Regions from separate parts of the Homo sapiens genome. Here region 2 is linked to region 1. A link is a loop called in an ENCODE intact Hi-C map of the cell type or tissue named here. Cell type or tissue: prostate gland. All regions are shown on one strand. Each heading gives the region's core, and the rest is flanking DNA. Links, peaks and the distances in the headings are about the cores only.

What was found. Peaks named below come from ENCODE experiments on the same cell type or tissue, not always from the same donor. Only the 100,000 strongest peaks of a DNase experiment are listed, where the experiment ranks them.
Region 2: a loop joins it to region 1, with 2.3 times the contacts of the local background. A loop is called at or near these places in 3 of 110 quality-filtered maps.

The regions. Positions count from the first base shown.
Region 1 is chr17:57,657,538-57,667,380 of GRCh38, reverse strand. The region is part of intron 11 of MSI2 (musashi RNA binding protein 2); the gene reads right to left. Among named protein-coding and RNA genes, the nearest start is that of MSI2-AS1, 54 kb to the right of the region's middle. RefSeq lists an enhancer at 2,342-2,948 and a silencer at 4,127-4,419. In prostate gland, for the core only: a CTCF peak has its summit at 4,418; a DNase peak (open chromatin) is centred at 4,350; H3K4me3 peaks cover 484 bases; H3K27ac peaks cover 2,456 bases.
Region 2 is chr17:57,402,351-57,412,193 of GRCh38, reverse strand. All of the region lies in intron 6 of MSI2 (musashi RNA binding protein 2), which reads right to left. Among named protein-coding and RNA genes, the nearest start is that of MSI2, 150 kb to the right of the region's middle. RefSeq lists an enhancer at 981-1,482. In prostate gland, for the core only: no CTCF peak of the experiment used is centred there; DNase peaks (open chromatin) are centred at 4,183, 4,633, 5,483, 9,013 and 4 weaker places; H3K27ac peaks cover 5,613 bases.

The DNA of each region.
Region 1 (9,843 bases), core at 781-8,780:
CCCTGAGTCTCTAAAGCGCTTCAGAAGAGGAGGGAAAACCAACCCGGGAGACAAATGTTTATGGTTTGGCTGAAGCAGGCGGTGTTTTAACACTAACATCCTGCTGCCTCTTCCTTAAATTAATTGGCTTCAGACTCCAGGCCCACACAGGTTAGAATTTGCAAGGAATAACAGACAAGGAGGCTCCCCGGAACCTGCAGCACCCATGCCATGCTGCATTGAACCACCCAGCAGCTGGGCACGCAGCCCTGGGGAGGCGAGATGCCACCATCACCACTCAGCAGAGAAAAGGCAGAGAGGTGGCCCCTGTTGGGTGATACCAGAGCCTTTGCTTCCTCATCCAGCCCTCCCAGGTCTGAGACTCCACAGGAAATAGACAGGGAGCTTGCTGCCCGGAGACAACTCCCTACTGTCTCTTACAGTTTGGTGGCTCCAAGTTTCTCCTAGTTCAGTCCTGAAAATGTCCCTTGCTTTGCTTTGATCCATTGACTGCCTCTGTCTTTGAAGCACACTCGTCTCTTTTTTTCAAAAAAGAAGTCAGTTTGGCTTTTCCCCACATGTCGCCAGCCACCCTCTCATGTTGCTGCTCTGTGGTGTGCTCAGGCACCAATTCCCAACCTGAAAGCTACCTCCCTGCCTGCTACCTGCCAGGAGGCTCAGATCCTTGCTTGTGTCTTATAAGTGATTGCACTCACTGCAGGCCCAGTTTCTGCATGACAGACTGCTGCTAAAAGAAAACACTGTGAAATCCAAGGCTGGGACCACAGACTTACGAGGCAGCCTAATGTAGTCTTCTCAATCATGATGAAAAGCTATGTAAGAATTAGATATCACTCTGCCCCTGTTAGGCCTGATACTGGTAGGGACAAAACAGGGCCTGGAGGTGAAAACCAATGAGGCAAGAAGCACAAAGTTCTAGAAGCTGTAGCTTCTGCAGGTGTGAGGCTGGAAAGGGAACTCATACTTATGAGCCCCTACTGTGTTGCCAGGCATGTTGGTAGGTGTTTCACACGATCTTTTTTCATGCTCCGAACATCTTGTAAGAGCAGCTGTGTAACCCCTGTTACAGATAAGAAGACCAAGGGTTTGAACAGCTAGGAAATGTGTCCAATGCCACACAGTGTCTCAGACAGGACCAAATCTGGCTCTAACTTGAAGGCACATGCTTTTTAAATCATGCTGCTCAGTTGTCCCTTCTGGAATCACACTTTGACAAGGTTTCCTCTGTTTACTTGGATCTTTCTTTGCCCCAGAGAAACTGCAAATTCAAGGACACAGAATAGATTCTCCAGCCTTGGAGTAGAAGCTCCTAAGGGCTTGGACCCTGTTGCCTTTCCAAATTGGGAGCTCCCTGGCAGTGGAAACATCTCTTCCATCACGGTGGGGGTTCCCTGAGGTCAGGATCTGACTGCCCCAAGAGATACAGGACTGCCTCTCTCCTGAGGACTAGGCCACCCTCCACTACGCCACAGCCCAAAGAATAAGCAGACTTGCAGTACTGGTGGGGTCAGCGTGGAAGCAGAGAGGGCACTGCCAGAGGGAAAGTAAGCCCTGGTTAACCCTGGGCCCTCGCTAGAACTCCCCTCCCCCACCCCAGGAAAGTGCCTGGACCCAGGGGGCCACCCAGAGAGCTGATCTCAGTCCTAAAAGACCACTCCATTCTGCTGAGAGCCAAGTCCTTTTGGGAGCTGGCACACCCTAGGGCTGAACGGTATTTACTGCCCAATCATATCTAATAGAAAACTCACTGCTGGGGCTCTAGCAGGCAGGGGGCAGGGTGGGGTGGGGAAGTTATCCCAGGGGCAGCCCCTTGAGGACCCACACAAAAGACTTTCCACTTGAGTAGCTCCTTTTTAATAATTATAAAAGCACAGGAGTTTAATCCATTTTTGATGTAAGCACTAATAGTTCTGTGTCCTTGAAGTTCAAAGCAGGCGCATACATGTCACTAATTAGCCAAGCACAGAGCCATTCAGCTCCCTCTCATGTTTCTAATTAGGTCTTTAATAACAAACAAACTCCGACCTTACCAAAAGGCTCCCATTGGTCAGTCAAGGAGGGCGGCTGCTTCTCTGTTTACAGTTGCTGCAGGCTGCTAGTTCTACTGGTACATGCCCTTAATCTCAGCCAGGACTGGCCTGTCCTCGAGAGAGACAGGAGGGTCCCTCTATGAGGACAAAAACCCCTTGGTCCACCCTGGAGGGTGGCCTTCCTGACCCTGCTGGGAAGACTAATGGAGGCTGGAGAGCCGTGGGCTCCACAGCAGCAGGCTAGAGATCCCAGCCCCACCTCCCCACCTCCCAGTTAGAGGAGGCTGGGGTACCAGTGACAGCCACAAAGATGTTATGGAGCTTTACATCCAGCAAGAACATGATGATACTTGAGCCCCGTGTTACACACTGGGCCTGCCTGAGGCTCACCCTGCTAGATTCTGGTTTGATGGGTCTGTGATGCAGCCTGGCCACTGCACAGTTTAAAAACTCCCCAGGTGATCCTAACAGGATCAAAGTTCCTATTAGGAACAGCAGCAAAGTTCAAGAGCCACTGAACTGGCCACAATCTCTGGGTTGATTTGCTCATTGACAGCAGCTATTAACAGGTCCACTATTATTCATGAATACCATCCACACAGAATCAAACCCTAAGAGATTTAATCAACCACACCCAAGGATGGAAGTCTGAGGACAGATGTGTAAAATGATACACAGTTCTGGAACCGCTTCTGTCCCTCCCATTGCCTTCATGCATTAAACAATTCATGGCTGTTTTCAAATTCCCACGAAGTTTCCTATCACCTGGAACCTCTTGGCTTTCTCTCCACTCACTTCTCTCAGATCTTTTTTCTTTTTTTTTCCCCTTTTTTGAGAGGGAGTCTTGCTATGTCACCCAGGCTGGAGTGCAGTGGCGCACTCTCAGCTCACTGCAACCTGGGCCTCCCGGGTTCAAGTAATTCTCCTGCCTCAGTCTCCCCAGTAGCTGAGACTACAGGCACACACCGCCACACCTGGCTGATTTTTGTATTTTTAGTAGAGATGGGGTTTCACCATGTTGGCCAGGCTGGTCTCAAACTCCTGGCCTCAAGTGATCAGCCGCCTCGGCCTCCCAAAGTGCTGGGATTACAGGCGTGAGTCACCGTGCCCGGCCTGTTCTCTCAGATCTTAAGGCACTGTCACTGTCCCTGTTCCTATCTCCAAGGAAAAGGGATTTCCAGCTTTGGAAACAGCAGCAAAACAGAGCTGTAGAGCTGAAATGGCTCCCAAGGACCCTTTAGTCTGAATTCCTCGTTTAGTAGAGGTGGAAGCAGGCCTGGAACCAAGTCTTCTGATTCCCTACTCTGCCTTCTATGCTCTTATGCTGCCTCTATTTTTTTTTTTAAGCTGTTAATCATCCTCACTGGAGTAATCAACAAGGCAACCTCTCCCCCTAGGAGGGAGAAGGAATAGAAAGCAAGCCTCTCAGCTGCTTTAACTTCGAAGGCCAGGGCATGGGGAGCCACGGGGACAACCCTGAACACAGTGTAAACCTCCAGCAGATCATTTCCAAGCCTGAACGGAATGTGCCCTTTAAGCCAGATGGGAGGGGAGTCACTGGAGTCTTGGGGGCTACCTCCATTGAAGACTTAACGACTATTTTACACACCTGGAGCTGATCAATCAAAAGCCAGAAAACACAGAAGGACACAGCAAAACTGGACTAGGGGTTTCCTCTGACACCGGTCCATAGTGTCTGCTTTGCTGCTGTGTGTCTGTCTTTTCTCTGAAGGATGGTGACGCTGCCGCCACCTTTCCACCTGAGTCAGTGACGGACCCGGACTCCAGGACATCCTGGATCCTATGTCTGTCACACTGAGCCTCTCCTCTTCTCCCCAAGGTCAGAAGCCCACCCTCTCCAGGATATAGTCAGAAATAACTTCCCGAAAGAGGGGCGAGCGGGGCTGGGGTGCCTTTCCCGGCTACACAAGCCTCTGCCACAGGCACGCAGGCATCAAATGTTTACCACAGACCTGGGCAGACCATTTTATTAATATTAATAAGTAACCAGGAACAAAGGGCCCCTTTATTTTTAGCTTTCTCTAATTGTGTAGTAATTACTCATCTACAAAACAAATGAGGCCCTGCTCGCGGTTGCCATGGTACCGGGTGCCCAGCCTCCCTGCAGGATGATTGGCCAAGAAGCCCGCTGCTCCCGCCTTGGCCCCGCCCCTCCACCCCGCCACTGGCTCAGAGCAAAGCCCCAGCAACTGGGCAGCCAATCCCCTCCCAGCCCTAAGGCCGGGCGGGGCTTCCCAGCGACCTTCCAGAAGCGGTCCTCGCAGCCCACAGGAAAAAATGTTGACTCATCCCTACAGAGGACGTCTGTCTTCCCAGAGAAGCCCGCCCGTGCTCCATCGCCTAGTTTCTTCTGGGCATTGGCTAACTTCCCTCAGCCTTGTTTCAGCTAAAGGTTCCCTTCCAATAATTCTCTTCAGGCTGGCTTCCTCTTACACGACCACGCCTCCTCCCGGCCTCCTTTGTCTGACATTGGTCTGAGTGCATTCAGGGACCAGAAACCTGTCAGCCAAAGCCAGGCAGTGTCTGCAACAGCAGGAGCAGGTGCAAAAAATACTTATACCGCCTCCTGAGGCCACTCGTAAATGATTTGGGGTTATCTCCTCCCCCAAGGATAATGGAGAATTTAGTTAAGAGCAGCTGTGGTTTTTTCTTGAGTGTCTGTTTTAAGGTTGCAGAGCCTGGCTCAGCCATCCCAGGGCTGGTACGATGGAGCGTCCGCTGACAGTGGCTTAGAGGACAGAATGACGACAGGCTTAGGCTCAAATCCTGTCTCTGCCACTTCAGATAAGCTACTATCCTTTCCAAACTACAGTTTTTAAATCTTTAAAATGGGAATGAGAATGACAGTGCTCACTTCATAGGGTTATGAGAATTTAATGGGATAAGGCAGGTGGGCTTGACATGGTACTTGGCTCACTCATAATACATGTGAGCTATTATTATTAACATCTATTATCATTATTGTATTCAAATTGACTAGGATGTGTCTCTAGCATTCTATTGACCACTTACAAGATACCTTCCCCTGGAACCCTCTTAGCCTATACCACGGAGTGGCTGCCATCGTGGTGTTCTCATCCCCTGACAGATCTAATTTCAACAGCCCATCACAGCTGTTCAAAGGCATTATTTGTCTGCTTCCTGTTCTGTAGGATCCCAAGCTGGGAAGGGAGACCTTTTTAAAAAAATTAATATTAATAAGCAACCAGGAACAAAGGGCCCCTTCATTTTCTGTGTTTTCTAATTGCATAGTAATTACTTATCCATATGAAGAATGAGGACTAGGCTGACTTTGCCGCCGGGAGGCCTGATGGTTTGTATTGTTGGGGAAAGCAGGTGCCACCCGCAGACACATGCAAAATATCTTCCAAGGACCCATAATCTCACCTTTCATTCAGGAGAGCTCACCCATGAGGAAGAGGACTGAGGACATGGGCAAAGGAGGGGGTGCCCCAGGTAGGGTGAATCAGGTATGGCTTTCTGGCACTTTGAGCCAAATTTTGACAGAGAGGGCAAAGACAAGGACAGAGGGAAATGGAGTGGCAGAAAGAAAGGGGACAGTGGCCACCTCAAGGGCAAAGGAATGGGAAACAATAGCCCCAAGCAGGGAATAAATAACAACTTGTTGGCAGAAGCAAAGGAAAGTTAAGGGAACTAAGGCAGAGATTTGCCATGGAATGCCCTCCTGTGTCTGCTTTCTCAATGCCTCTCACTCCACACCCCTTGCTCCAGGTCACGAGCCCAGCCCCAGCCCCAGACCCCAGGATTAGGGGTCAGGCTGTTCTTTGTGGAGCTACAGCCAGGCTTATCTTCTTTAGATGGTTCTGTCCTTACTGAGCGCCACTTGCATGAAGAATACGAACCTCCCTCTCCTGTGACTATATCAACATGGCTTTCAAGATCTCCCAGAACCTTGACTGTCTCTATCTCTTCAAGCCCATATTCCCTGCCTAGCAGACAGCTTCCCACTCCAAATTCTCCAGGCCCTGTGTCATGTCTTGCCTCCTCCACTAAGCTTCCTGCCTTCTGGGTACTCTCTGACCTTGTAGGAATCTATCCTTATTAAAGGCTAGCTCTCACATCGGTTGTGTACTTTTGTCCTCCCCAGAGGACTGGAAGTCGGCTAAAGGCAAGGACCATGCCATGGACTTATTCTGCAGCCCACCCCAGCCCCTAGCATGATGTTGAGTCCAGAGTTAATCGTCTTATGGATAAGAGCAAAAGGCCTACTGCTTCTTGAGCAGCTATATACTAACATCTATGGAGTGTTTACAATGTACACGAATTATCTGTAACTTGTCCTCCCACCTCAGTCCTGCGTCTTGAATCCATCCTGGACAATGTTGTCAAAGCTTGTCTAACATACAAATCTGATGTCAGTTCCTAGTTTCAGGCCTCCCATGATCTCACAGGCCCTGCCCATGTAAATCCAGTCTCCTTAGCGTAGTACCAAGGGTCCCCTGCTCTGATTCTGCCCAGCTCTCTGGCTTTACCTACAGTTACTCCCCTGTTGCATTTTATTCTCCAGCCAGAATAAAGCAGGGCCTCCACCTCACTCCATTGTCCCGAGGTCTGGTGGCTTTGCCCATGATGTTCCCCGGCCCCCTGGGGAGCTCCTATTTGTCCTTTAAAAGTGGAAATATTCACTCCCCTGTGAAACATTCCCTGACTTCCCAGACAAAGCTGATCACTTCCTCCTCTGTGCTACTTCTGTTCATTGGATAGGCTTATGTTACCGGGCTTATGGCATCCTATTGTAATTACCCATTAGTTTCCACACTAGGTTGGGAGATCTTCAATGGCGTGGAGACTGCTTAGTATTTATCCATGAACTTCCAGGAACTTCCAGGGCTGTGGTGGGCATCCACTGGTTGTCTCTCTGGCATCATTCTTCCTTTTCCCCTCTTATCAGCATGCAGGTTTTCCTTTGGGAACCCATCCTTACACCACCGTGTAAAGAGCCATTCGGTTTAGAGGGGGTGGATCCCACCCTCAGTGACTGGTTTTGTAACCCCAGCCTTAGCCAAGCAGCACAAAGCTCTGGACTCTTCCTAGCATTCCAGACCATCTGACTCCCCTCTTCTGGACAGGACGGTATGATGCCAGAAACTGCTGCAATCATTTTGCCACCATGAGGAAAACCAATATAAAGACAGTATTGAAATGAGAAGGAGGGCGAAGCTAAGAGAATTGCAGAAAAAGGATCCCTGAACAAGCCAGGCACGAAGCCCACTCTTCTATGGAGCTTCCAGGATGTCAGCCAATAAATCCCCCATAATATTTAATTCCCTGTAACATTAACCTATAGTGTTTAATCAGAGTTGGGAGGTTTCTGATACAGTCAAAAGCACCCTTGAATCAGGCTTAGGACAGTACCTACCACATATAACAATAATTACTATTGTTATATACTTAATAAATATCTGCCACATTCAACTCCATGGCAGATGTCCCGTAGGTCCAGTTCTGAAATCTACATCTGAAAGATCAGACTATGAGGTTTTAGGCCAGAGACTGAGCGCTTGGCCTATATAGAGCTAGAAGCTGAGGCTACTTGGGCTGTCCCTACATGGGCTTTTATTTTATTTTATTATTTTTCCTACATGGTCTTTATTCCTGCTTGTGCCCGGTGTCCTGGGGGGCAGGTGTGTCCCTCATAAAAAACACGGCTTCTCCAGAGGGCTACTTAAGGAGGCCAGAGACCTGGGTTCAAGTCCAGGGTTCTTCACCTTTAACCAAAGCCTTGCTCTCCGGTAACCAGGTGTGTGATTTTAAATAAGTCACATGGCCATTCTGTAGCCCAGCTTTCTCACAAAAACAAAACAAAAACATGCTTGTAAACCAGGCCACAAACTTCTGCCTTCCTGACCGTCTCCCAGGGTGGCTATGGTAATATACATCACGGTGTATATCTGAAAGTCAAAACTCTGCAGAGGCCAGGCACAGTGGCTCACACCTGTAATTCCAGTGTTTTGGGAGGTCAAGGTAGGAGGATCATTTCAGGCCAGGAGTTTGAGACCAGCTTGAGCAATATAGTGAGACCCTGTCTCTACCAAAAACAAACAAACAAAAAAAGAAAAAACAAAAAACACACAAAAAAACCAAAGCCGGGCATGGTAGTATGAACCTACATTTCCAACTACTTGGGAGGCTGAGGAAAGAGGTTCACTTGAGCTCAGGAGTTCAAGACTGCACTTCATTCCAGCCTGGGCAACATGTGAGAGTCTGTCTCAAAACAACAACAACAAACCAACCAACCAACCAACCAACCAAATAAAAAAAAAACCTCTGCAAAACACAAGCAACCATGAATGATACACCCGGGCACATGCTCCTTGGATGGTTCTCACCAACCTGCAGGTTGATCAGCTTTAGGGGCCTCCTAGACCCTGCAGTGCCCCCACCCAGCCCAGGGTGCAAGGAGCGGGTCTCTAGACCCCTCTCTGTTGTGCTCTGCGCGCCCTTATGGAGCTATGAAGGACACCACCACACTTTCCACCCCTGCTCCAGACAGCTGGGCCTGAGCTCCTGAGCCCACACAAGAGCAACGACCAACCAGCTCAGGGGGCAGGCAGAGATGTGTCAACCACTGAAAATAATTCCACTGATTTGAAAGACCATTAACATTCCCCCACTCCATTCACTTTAGGATTAACTTATACTTAGGTCTGGGCTTCAAGGCTAGTCACTAATTGCACTAGAGTTGATTTATCAAGTGCACAGTATTTCTATTACAAAATTATTGATTAGAGCTGATGTATTTTATCCTCAACAGGTTTGGTCTGAAAGCCCTTGGAAAATGAATGAAGCTGAGGTCAGCAGCGGGCAGCTGTCAGCATTATTATAAATTCACTGGGGTTACTGAAATCCAATGCTGGACTCTTTATGGTGAAAGTCCTGGCTCTCCCAGAAATGAACATTTTAATGACAAACTGGGAAACGAGGTATCCATCCCCAGAACACATGGCAGTAGACTGAGAGATGTGTGTTCAGGTAAGATCCTTTGGTAAGTCTGGTTGTGGTGGCTGGCCCTAGTGGGTCAGAGATTTGTTCTCCCCCTGGGCCACTACTGGCTGTATTCTATGGCCACAGATGTGGCTTTGTCTTAGCACAAGGGTGTCCCCATGACCTTACCCACAAATGGACCATCTTGGGTCCACAGCCCCCAGAGGATGCTTGCTGCTAGCACAGGAGGCTGGGTGAGGAAGCAGAGATGGAGGCACTGCATCCCCCGCTCCGCCCCCCATCAGATCTTGCTCATGAAGCACAGGAAAGCCATCTTCAGAAATGAAGGCACACATTGATCCATTTTCCTTTTTTAAATGAAGCTGACAGTGGTCATTCTGAGGCCAGAAACAGTGCATTGTGGGAAACACGGACTTTCAGAGGACAGGACCAGAGTCTCAGGCCACTGAAGGCTAGAAATGCCATCTGCCTTTATATTCCTTGGTGCTTGGTACAAAACAAATCCTTAATAAATACATGTTGAAAGCAATACCTGGGAACCCTAAAGCTTATGGTACAACTGACCCAAATAGCTCCAGGATCCCTCCAGCAAGTGGAAGAGTGTATGTGGGACACTATCTTTCATGTCCCCCAGCCCCTAACATATATAAGGCAGAGGCTAGCAGTGGGGACACAGAAAACATCTTGAAGGGGGATTGGGATGGGCATATCTACTTCTTGAGATCTATTCTCCTCCCTAAAGCATTTTCTCTTCTGGTTCAAGTTAAACTATTTATTCCATCCCCTGACTTGCATTTTACTTTTGCTCATTTTACCAACTGGAACT
Region 2 (9,843 bases), core at 1,082-9,081, 260 kb after region 1:
TGGTGGCACACGCCTGTAAACCCAGCTACTTAGGAAGCTGAGGCAGGAGAATTGCTTGAACTTGGGAGGCAGAGGTTGCAGTGAGCTGAGGTCGCGCCACTATACTCTAGCCTGGGTGACAGAGAGGAAGGTCAGAGTGACTTTCCTCAAAGAGGTACCATAGTAATTCTTCCCCCGGCCCCGCCCCCAGACGGAGTCTTGGTTTGTCGCCCAGGCTGGAGTGCAATGGTGTGATCTTGGCTCACTGCAACCTCTGCCTCCCAGGTTCAAGCAATTCTCCTGCCTCAGCCTTCTGAGTAGCTGGGATTACAAGCGCCCGCCACCACACCCTGCTAATTTTTGTATTTTTAGTAGAGACAGGGTTTCACCATGTTGGCCAGGCTGGTCTCAAACTCCTAACCTCATGATCCACCCGCCTCAGCCTCCCAAAGTGCTGGGATTACAGGTGTGAACCACTGCGCCTGGCCATACCATAGTAACTCTATGGCACTACAAACAACTGGTCAGGGCCACCCCAAAGAAGATCACCTCAGGATAAACAGCTTAAGTTTAACAACAAACCCAGAGTCCTCACCCAGGAAGTCTAGATTTGAACCTTGGGCCCCACTGCTGTTGGGCTAAGGGGTCTTACATAGTCATTTATGCTCTCCTAGTCTTCCTTACCTAATTTTAAAATAGGGATAATTATCCTACCTCACAGGGCTGTTGGGACAATTACAAGGTAAAAGATACATGAACGGTTCGGGCAAACAGGAATCCCTAAATCTGAACACAAATACCAACTTAGTTGAATGGAAAGCAGTGACATCAATACGTCCTCCCTTTTTGCTAAGAAAACAAGTCTGTTGATAAAAGAAATGGGTTGCTCTTATTAAAGAATAAAAATCGGCTGAGTGTGGTGGCTCACGCCTGTAATCCCAACACTTTGGGAGGCTGAGGCAGGCAGATCACTTGAGTCCAGGAGTTTGAGACCAGCCTCGGCAACACGGTGAAACCCTGTCTCTACTAAAAATACAAAAAAATTAGCCAGGCATGGTGGTGCATGCCTGTAGTCCTAGCTACTTGGGAGGCTGAGGTTGGGGAATCACCTGAGCCCCAGAGACTGAGGCTGCAGTGAGCTGAAATCGTGCTGCTGCACTCCAGCCTGGGAAACCATAGTGAGACCCTGTCTCTAAATAAATAAGTAAAATAAAATAAATAAACAAATAAATAAAACTGTTTCCCTATCAGAGAATCTGCAAGCTCCCTTGCAAACTACTCCAGCATTTCATCTCCCTGTTGCTTTCCATACCCTTGTCATTCCATAAGAAAGCTGGGAATAAGATCAGGAAGCCCGTCTCTGATCATTCCATACTCTCACTTATTTTTCCTTAAGTGAAAAACACCTTAAATTGTTTTGTCAATACTAACACTCTATAAGCAAATCTGAAAATATTTACCTCTGCCGCCAATTATAAAAGATGGTTAGCGACCTCGACAACCCAAAATCTCTAATTTACAACTAATCTACTTTCACAAATTACATCTTCTATAACAGACCACCTAAAAACGACTTCCTGTAAACAAACCACTCTGCTGGGTTTTCTTTTCTTTTTTTTTTAATTTAATTAAATCCTTATTTTGCTCTTTAACTACAAGAAGCTCACTTTTCGCTACATTGGGGCAGAATTTTTTTTTTCAAGAGACACAGAAATAATCGCCAAATAGAAGCCCAGAGGGGTGCACAGACAGACAGACTGTGGGTCTGTCTGACCTGCCTTCAGCAGCCACTTGCTCATCTAACACTTGCCGGCCTGTGCTCACGCAAGGCCCCATGCTGGCTGTTTACCCAGCAGCTGGATTAAATGAAGAAGGCAGAATGTAAACAGGTATGAAGTTAGTGTTCTGGAGCACGCAGGAAGGAGTATTTAAATCTCCTTGGAGGTGGTCAAGGAAGATGCTGACCCTTTTAGAGTGTCAGGCCAAGTGTCTTGACTTCTCCAGACTCCGCTTGAAGGTGACCAATTCATTCTAGTTTGCAAGGCCCAAGTTCCTAGAAACCCCCTTAGTCACAGGCAAACCCAGACAACCAGTCACCCTACCTGCATCCTGCCCAGGTCTTCTCCCTACGAGGAGGAATCATCATAATATTAAGTTGGCCTGTGGTGCACTGGCTCCCATACTCCCCATTTTTTTTTTTTTTTTTGGAGACAGAGTCTCACACTGTCACCCGGGCTAGAGTGCAGTGGCACGATCTCGGCTCACTGCAACCTCCACCTCCTGGGTTCAAGAGATTCTCCTGCCTCAACCTCCCGAGTAGCTGGGATTACAGGTGCCCACCACCACGCTCAGTTAATTTTTTGTATTTTTAGTAGAGACAGGGTTTCACCATGTTGGCCAGGCTGGTCTCGAACTCCTGACCTCATGATTCGCCCGCCTTGGCCCCCCAAAGTGCTGGGATTACAGGCGTGAGCCACTGTGCCTGTGCCCCACACTCTTTCATCTGTCTCCCACGCACTACTTGTACCAAGTAATCATCAACATTTCATGGTAACAGCCCCTCCATCAGATTCTTCCTTCCTGGAAACATCAATGGTCACACAAACGTCCCACAAAGAAGAAAGGCCCATCACCTAGGCTGCAGAAGGTATGAGTCCTTGTGGCAAATCAAATCCCACTTTGCCAGTAACTCGACTTAGGAAGACAACACAAAATGGAGGAAGAAATGGAAGCAGCATATACAAATTCAATCTATTCCATCTCCTATTTATTTTATGCAAAGTTTTCCTGGTCCTTATTAATGCCGGCTTTCCCTCCGCCATTTAATCTCTGCTTCCATTTCATTCTTAGAGGCCTGTGATTATTCTAATTCAGCATTTGGATGACTTCATTTCCACTCAAGTACACCCAGGTCAACTTGGATAGAAAAGAAAGAGGAGGAGAAGAAAAATAATCAGCTAAAAGCTATTAAATATCAGCCGTGTGCCTCATGATTGGTTTTAAAGGCAGTGGTGAGGTTAGCAACAGTCAGAAACTCAACCCTTTTGCCTCTTCCTGCATATTAACATTTTTTTCTGGGGCTCTCACTAATATGGCTTCGAATGTAAATAAAGTACAGATTGGCAGCCCACTTTTAGCTAATTCACAAATACCAAGTCTGAATATACGGAGCTGTAAAAATTTAGAGGGTGGTAACTTGACAAATCTGGCCGGTCTACAGAGAGACTATTTCTAAGAGGACAAAAGAAGAAAATAAAGAAAGAAAATGGAAGAAAAAGAAAAGCATACAGGACCTGTGTAAGGGGGTATCCTACGGAGGTGGGGGGCGGGTGGGAATCTCCATATCAATGTTCACTCCACCGAACAACAGAGTTCGATTTCAATGCCAAGTCTAAATGAACTGCGCTTTCTCCTCCATAAGAACCACCCCTTGCACCCACTGGCACAAGCTTGAACCATGATTTCTGGTACACTTTCAGTTCCCACTGAACTACATCTAGGGAGAAAAAGGCTTTATTTTCTCCTACTAACAACTCCATTGTTAAGTGACGTCTTCAGAGGGCCCAGGAGGACTCTGGGAAGGTGAGCTGGTGGAAGTACTTCATACCGCCCCCCCGCCCCTACCCACCCAGGGCTCATTAACTCCTTTGTGCCCAAGGGCTCCCCTACCGCTGGCTCTCCTCTCCTTGCCGCAGCAGAAAAAGTAAATACAGCTAAATCATACCAGGAAATGCGGTCAAACAGCAAAGCTGAAGTTTGAGCCTTGTTCTTCTATTCGGCCTTGTTCCTCTACCTACTATGCAAATGCACATGGCATTTGATTAGCACAATCTCAAAGTTTTCCCAGCTTGCTACCCAGAAGGCATCCTAGTTTTCTATTTGTATATTTTAAAACACTGTTAACGAGCAATAATAATGTCTGATGCCTTTGCCTAACAACAGCTGGCTATATTTTATATACTAAGAGGGAAATGGGAAGTTTTCCTAGAAACCCAGTATTTCAGAATCTCCTTTTTGAAGCAAAAATACGAAAATTTAAGAGAAGTAACGTTAGGGTGCTCAATCTTTAGAACTCGACAACCTTACTGGCTTCAGCCGAAATCAGTCTATGGAGGAAAAGTTCACCAGGAAAACACAAAGTTGTTTAGCAGGAGGGTTTACCTGCAAAGCCCCAGGATCATATTACTCATGGGTAAGGTTTGTTTGCCTCTGCCACCTGGCCTAGAAGGTGGAGGAGGCAGAGGAAGCAGGATTCTCCTGTCTACTCGCTGTGCTGTTTCCCACTGAGCAGCTTGGCCAGGGGTCAGGGGGCAAATAAAGTCCCCTCCCCTTATGACACACTTCCAGAGGGAGATGCTGACACAAACCAGGCAGAAGATTAATAAAACATGGGGACAGTGTTGGCTTTGTTCTGGGCTATTAGAGGAAGAAAATTTAAACACAAAAGTAGCCTTCAGCCAGGGAAGAGCGTGCGCATGGTCCTTCCTGGTCCAGCCTACAATTGTCGTTGAAGAAGGTCTGAAGGGCAACACCCAGGCTCTCCAGAAAAAGGTGGAGCAGAGGACAGGGTGAGGCCCGGGAGGCTGACCACTCCCCGGGCAACCCACCTACATGAACCACTTCAGAGGACAAAGCCTCACGGGAGCTCAGATGTCCACAAAGGACACACAAGACTTTTGTTTTCCAAGCCTCCTCTGAGAGAACCACACTGCACAGAGCTCTGTTTATCTACGACACACATTTAAAGCAAGAAAACACTACCTGAGGATCACAGTCCACTCTCAGGCTTATTTATCTTCTCACAGATCTCATGCCTTTTAAATTTCAAAGGGCTTTATGAGACTTTTATTCCAGGTATGACTCTCCTCACACATACAGTATCAAAAGGGGTGTCTGAGTGGGGGCCATGAATGCAGCTTCGCACCTGCACAGAAAACCCCGGAGCTGGGAGATCGCAGGCACCCAGCGCTTCCTCGGGCCTCACTCACCCACAATCGCCCACGCTGGCCGGATAAACGGGAAGGTCTCATTACATTAAAAAAAACAATTCACTCTTGTTTTCTTTTTTTCTTCCCCTAAAAAGCTTTCACACACCATTCTCCAGAGCTCAAGTTAACTTTTATGGGCCCCCACACAACCCCAATCCGACACAAAGGGCTCCAAGGACCCTTTCACCTGGTTTCCACAGCGATCTCCCACTTTGACGAGACCTCAAGAGCTGTAACTTTCCACGCCGGTTCCTGGAAGGCCTTTTCTTCCCGGCCACCACAGTGAGGGGCTGGCACAGGAAGGGGTTAAAGCCCTCATGTCAAACCACAAACTCAGGCACTGGCCCAGAAGGGACATGGGAACCAGAGCAGCCCGTGATAAAGGCCGGATTGTAGCAGCCCACTGAATTGGAAATGACTTGTAGGCCTAATGAAACAGAACTTTGGCAGTAACACAGAATGAAAGGAATGAGACAATAAAAGGCAGGAACAAAGGGTGCAGAGTCGTTTCAGCTTAGCAAAATAAGCTCACTTTGTTGTTGGGGAAAGCCAAAGCCGATTAGGATAAACCAATGACTAAGCATAAGTCTTCCAAACTAATTACACAGTTCACCATGTGAAGTATAATTGGAAGCCTCCAAATGCGGGCTGCTTTGCTTTCACAGGAGTTCTAGAAAGCGAGAATTACCTAGCGAGCTCGGCACTGAGCTGCCCTATCATTCCCGGGAACAGCTGAAAGGTGCGGAACGGCTCCATCCGGGACGAAGCGGAGAATTCATTAAGTTTAAAGGCCTCTTTTTGATCTCCAAAATCCTATAAGTGAGAATTTAAGAAACCGGTACTTGAAGGAGGGGCCTGAAGGGGAGAAGGAGGAAGCCCGTGTGTGTGGAGTTTCTTTGATCCAGTGCATTTTAATTACCAGGCTGGGCTCTTCCGGGTGGCTCTGCCGGGAGAACAGTGCAGAACAGGCCGCCTCGTCGCCAGGGTCTACACGGGCATATCTGGAGCATCATTTACCTGCCATTTTTTGGAATGGCCTATATACATCATTCCTGTGTGTATGGAATCAGGAACACAGATAACGTCCACTAAGAAACCCAGGGCAGTAAAACAAATTACTGTATATCAACGTTTTTGACAAATGAACAAAACCTGCTCCTTCTGAGAAAGATGCTGCTTGGTGGTAAAGTGGGAGGTGGGGCTTTATAAAAGTAAAAAGAGGCGAAGGGTAGGTTGTGCACAAACAAGTGACTATCCAGGCTCTCCTCAGCATGGGCTGAGTGATCTTGGAGAACTTCCTCACCTTTCTCAACATCAGCCTCACCACCTACATAATAGATCTGCCAACCATCTCACTTGACACCCTTGAGAAGCACATTGTAAAATGCATTAGAAAGCTTAGCACCAGTAACTCCAATTCAGAAACAGCGCACAGTAAAAGGATCTTCATAGTAAAACCTGGACCTCAAAAATTCCGAGTGTCATTAATTACATCTAGCTGGTGAAATAGGGAGATGGAAATACTATAACAGTTTTTCTGGCTCTTACTCATAGGATGAAGTTCCAGTTTATAAATAGTGGCTTTTTCCAAATAAAGAATCCCTTCACTGTCCCTGCGTCATGAAGTCCCAAAATAAACTCTAACATGGTTTAGACTGCTGATTATATACCATGCTTATTACTACTGACAACGTATTATTTTGGTTATAGCCTATAGATACCTTAGATTATAATCTATCCATCCTATTAATGTTTGAATACTTTCTACATTACTGACTTTTCAAGCTTAAAACTAACCTCAGGAATAATTCAGTCCAGGGGTCAGCAAACTATGGTCCACAGACCAAATCTGGTTCATCACCTGTTTTTGTAAATAAAGTTTTATTGGCACACAACTACATGCATCTGTTTACCTGCTGGTGATGGCTGCTTTCATCCTACAAGAGCAGAAGTGAGTAGCTGCAACAAGGACTACATGGATTGCAAAGCTGCAAATATTTAATATCTGGCCCTTTTTAAGTTTTCCAACCCCTTCCCTGAGAAGAGAAGCCGAGGCCAGCAAAGGAACAACCCATCAGGCTGTCCCAGGGAGGTCAGTCCACTGTTAGGCCCAGCATGAAGCCCTGGAGTATCTGCTGCCTTACCCTTCTCCAAGGACAGACAACCCCGGAACAGCTACCCAGGGGTGGGAATGCCATCTTCACCCCTGGGTAGCTCATGGTGACGTGTGGATTCTGCCAACCTGTTAGCTGTTAACCTCAGTTGGCAGAGTCCTTATGCCAGTGGCCACGCTTCGTGACCTGATCTTAAATATAAACAAGTAACAACATCTCTAACCTTGGGGAGAGGGGGTGTGTTTTCTGGGAGGAAGGTGGAAGAAAAACACAAAAGGGTTTACAAGCCTCCAATTTAAGTTATTTAAAGCTCCCGGTGTGTCACTCTGTACCCACTCCACTTACAGTAATGACATATTTAAACTCCCTTAGCTCAGCCCCTTGATAGCAGTCTTACCCATCTTGATTGCCACCTGAAATAAACAGTTGGAGAAGCTGCCACCTCGGGCAGGATGGGATGAGGGAGAGGAGAGAGGAATGACGGCAAGGAGACCTAAAAAGAGAGTGGTACACCTTGCATGGAAGCTGTGAAAGGAAAGTTCTAGACTTGGAGGAAAAGGAAGTAGGGTATGAATTCTGGCTCTTACACTGTCTTACCTGGGTGACCTCTGCTGACACTCAGCCTCCCTGGCCCTGACTGTCTACCTTCGCCAAATAGACTGGAGGATACCAATATCTGCTGCACAGGTAAAATGAGGTGATGAATGTCCAGGTCCCCAGCACTCCGGGGCACACTGAAGGGCACAATATCTTCCTGTCCTTTGCATCTTGCCCATCGTCAGTCCATCTTGGGGACTGATCAGCAGTTGGCACAGGGTGCAGAGTTCAGATGCTGTTATCAGACAAGCCTGGAGGGGGAGTCCACACCCAGCTCTACCTCCTGGAGAGCTGTGACCTTGAGTCCAAGAGACAATCCCATCAAGACCCCACTTAACAGTCTACAACATGGAGAATACCACTACCAGCCCCCCAGAGAAAAATTAAATGAGATAATGTGAGTAAATGGCCTGGCCTAGTATCCCACACTTTGCACTCGCATACACCTCATTAAATTGCAGTTGGTTAAAGAGAGTCAAAAACAATTTCATACAGTTAGAAATGTGTGTGCACAGGGGGTGTACACATGTGTGTGAATATACTTCATGCAAGTGTGTGTGTGTGTGTGTGTGTGTGTGTGTGCACATTCATTCTGTTTCCTTCAACCAGAGTATAAAGTACCGAAGGGGAGAGGCAGTCTGTCAATTTACCTGTTACCTCCTTTCACAACCACTGGATTTAATCATTGTAGTGCTCCCAAGGCCCAGCAGCAGAGTCTCCCTGACTTTGATCATTCTGGATTCAAATAAGTTATGCCAGAATCCTGAGAGGTGGTGAGTCCTGCCCAAGGGGACACACACAGTAACACAAGCCACCAGCCAAATGAGAAATAAGCCATTCTGCAGACAGACACAAATAATGCACAGAACCTATGTATGAAAAAAAAGCTACTAAAATATGAGCATTGAAGAGCATTATGGCTTTGATACATTCAAAAGCCTCTTTGGTCTTTTAATAAAACACTTGATAAGTCTGCACATCCTGCCAGAGTCCACAAACATTACTGCAAAATTAACTGGGCAGCTTCAGACCCAGCGAGTGCCATGCCAGGGAAGATGGTTTGTGACTGCTTCTCAGACAAAAGGACAACTGTTCTAAGGGCAGCAATGGTGGCCACTGTGGGCATGGCCAAAGCTTGCAGTGTGTCTTACTGGAGGCATACTGGGTCACAATGATAAGTGTTAATGAAAAACAACAGAGAGAGAAACAGAAATACAGAAAGGAAGAAAGAGAGAGAGAGAGACAGAAAGAAACCAAGGGTTGGGGACGTGCAGAGATGTGCTATGTGTTGGCAAGTAGAAGCCTGTCTGGAATACTCTAAAAGCCCATCTGGGCAGCACCGACTTTTCTGACACAAATAGGCCCATGAGATTCCAAGGCAGGTTATGGCTCGAAAAAGAAATCCCACTTCATGTTTGCAAACACTACCCCTGGACTTGTTTTAAAAGCAGAAAGATAGCAAAGAGGGCTCACCCTCCAGAGCTTTCCATTATGCAAGCCGGACCTGTCTCATTTAATTATTTCCAATCCCTCTCCCTAGGCAGGGTGGGGCTGGGTGATGGACAAATCCCCCTTACTGCTTTACATCAGTCTGGAAGAGAGAAGTGCTATAACGTACACAGTCATCAACACACTTGGCTATTCTTTAGACCCAGCCAGAATGAATCCATCCCCAGCTGACAATACCAGAAAGGGCCATGGGGGAGGCCTTTTCAAAACCAACCTGGAAGGGCAGCTCAGAGCCACTCAGAATGCAAGGCTGGGCTGGAGGAGGCTGGCTTCTCTTTGTTGCACGGTCTCCTATCCAGGCAGAAATTAATACCAGAGACAAGAACATCTCCATTTTGAGGCTGAATAAAGGTCATGGCCCTCATCCCAGACAGTAGTTCACAAACAGACACACCTGGGGACAGGGTCATAGCTGCCTATCACCCTGGGCAAACCAACAGCACAGAACCTTCAGCCTGGCCAGTGGGTGGCTGTGCCTTTGTACCCATGGCAAGCACGACACCCATCGTGGGAGGAAACAAGTGATGGAGCTTAGCACGGGCACTGTGTCTTCTCAGGACGCCTCAGCAGCTCTCTCCCATGTCAGCCCTTCAGCAGGGAAGACCCAAACCTGTCAGGAGGAGACTGTCCCAGACCTGGGCTCCCACGCGATGTCC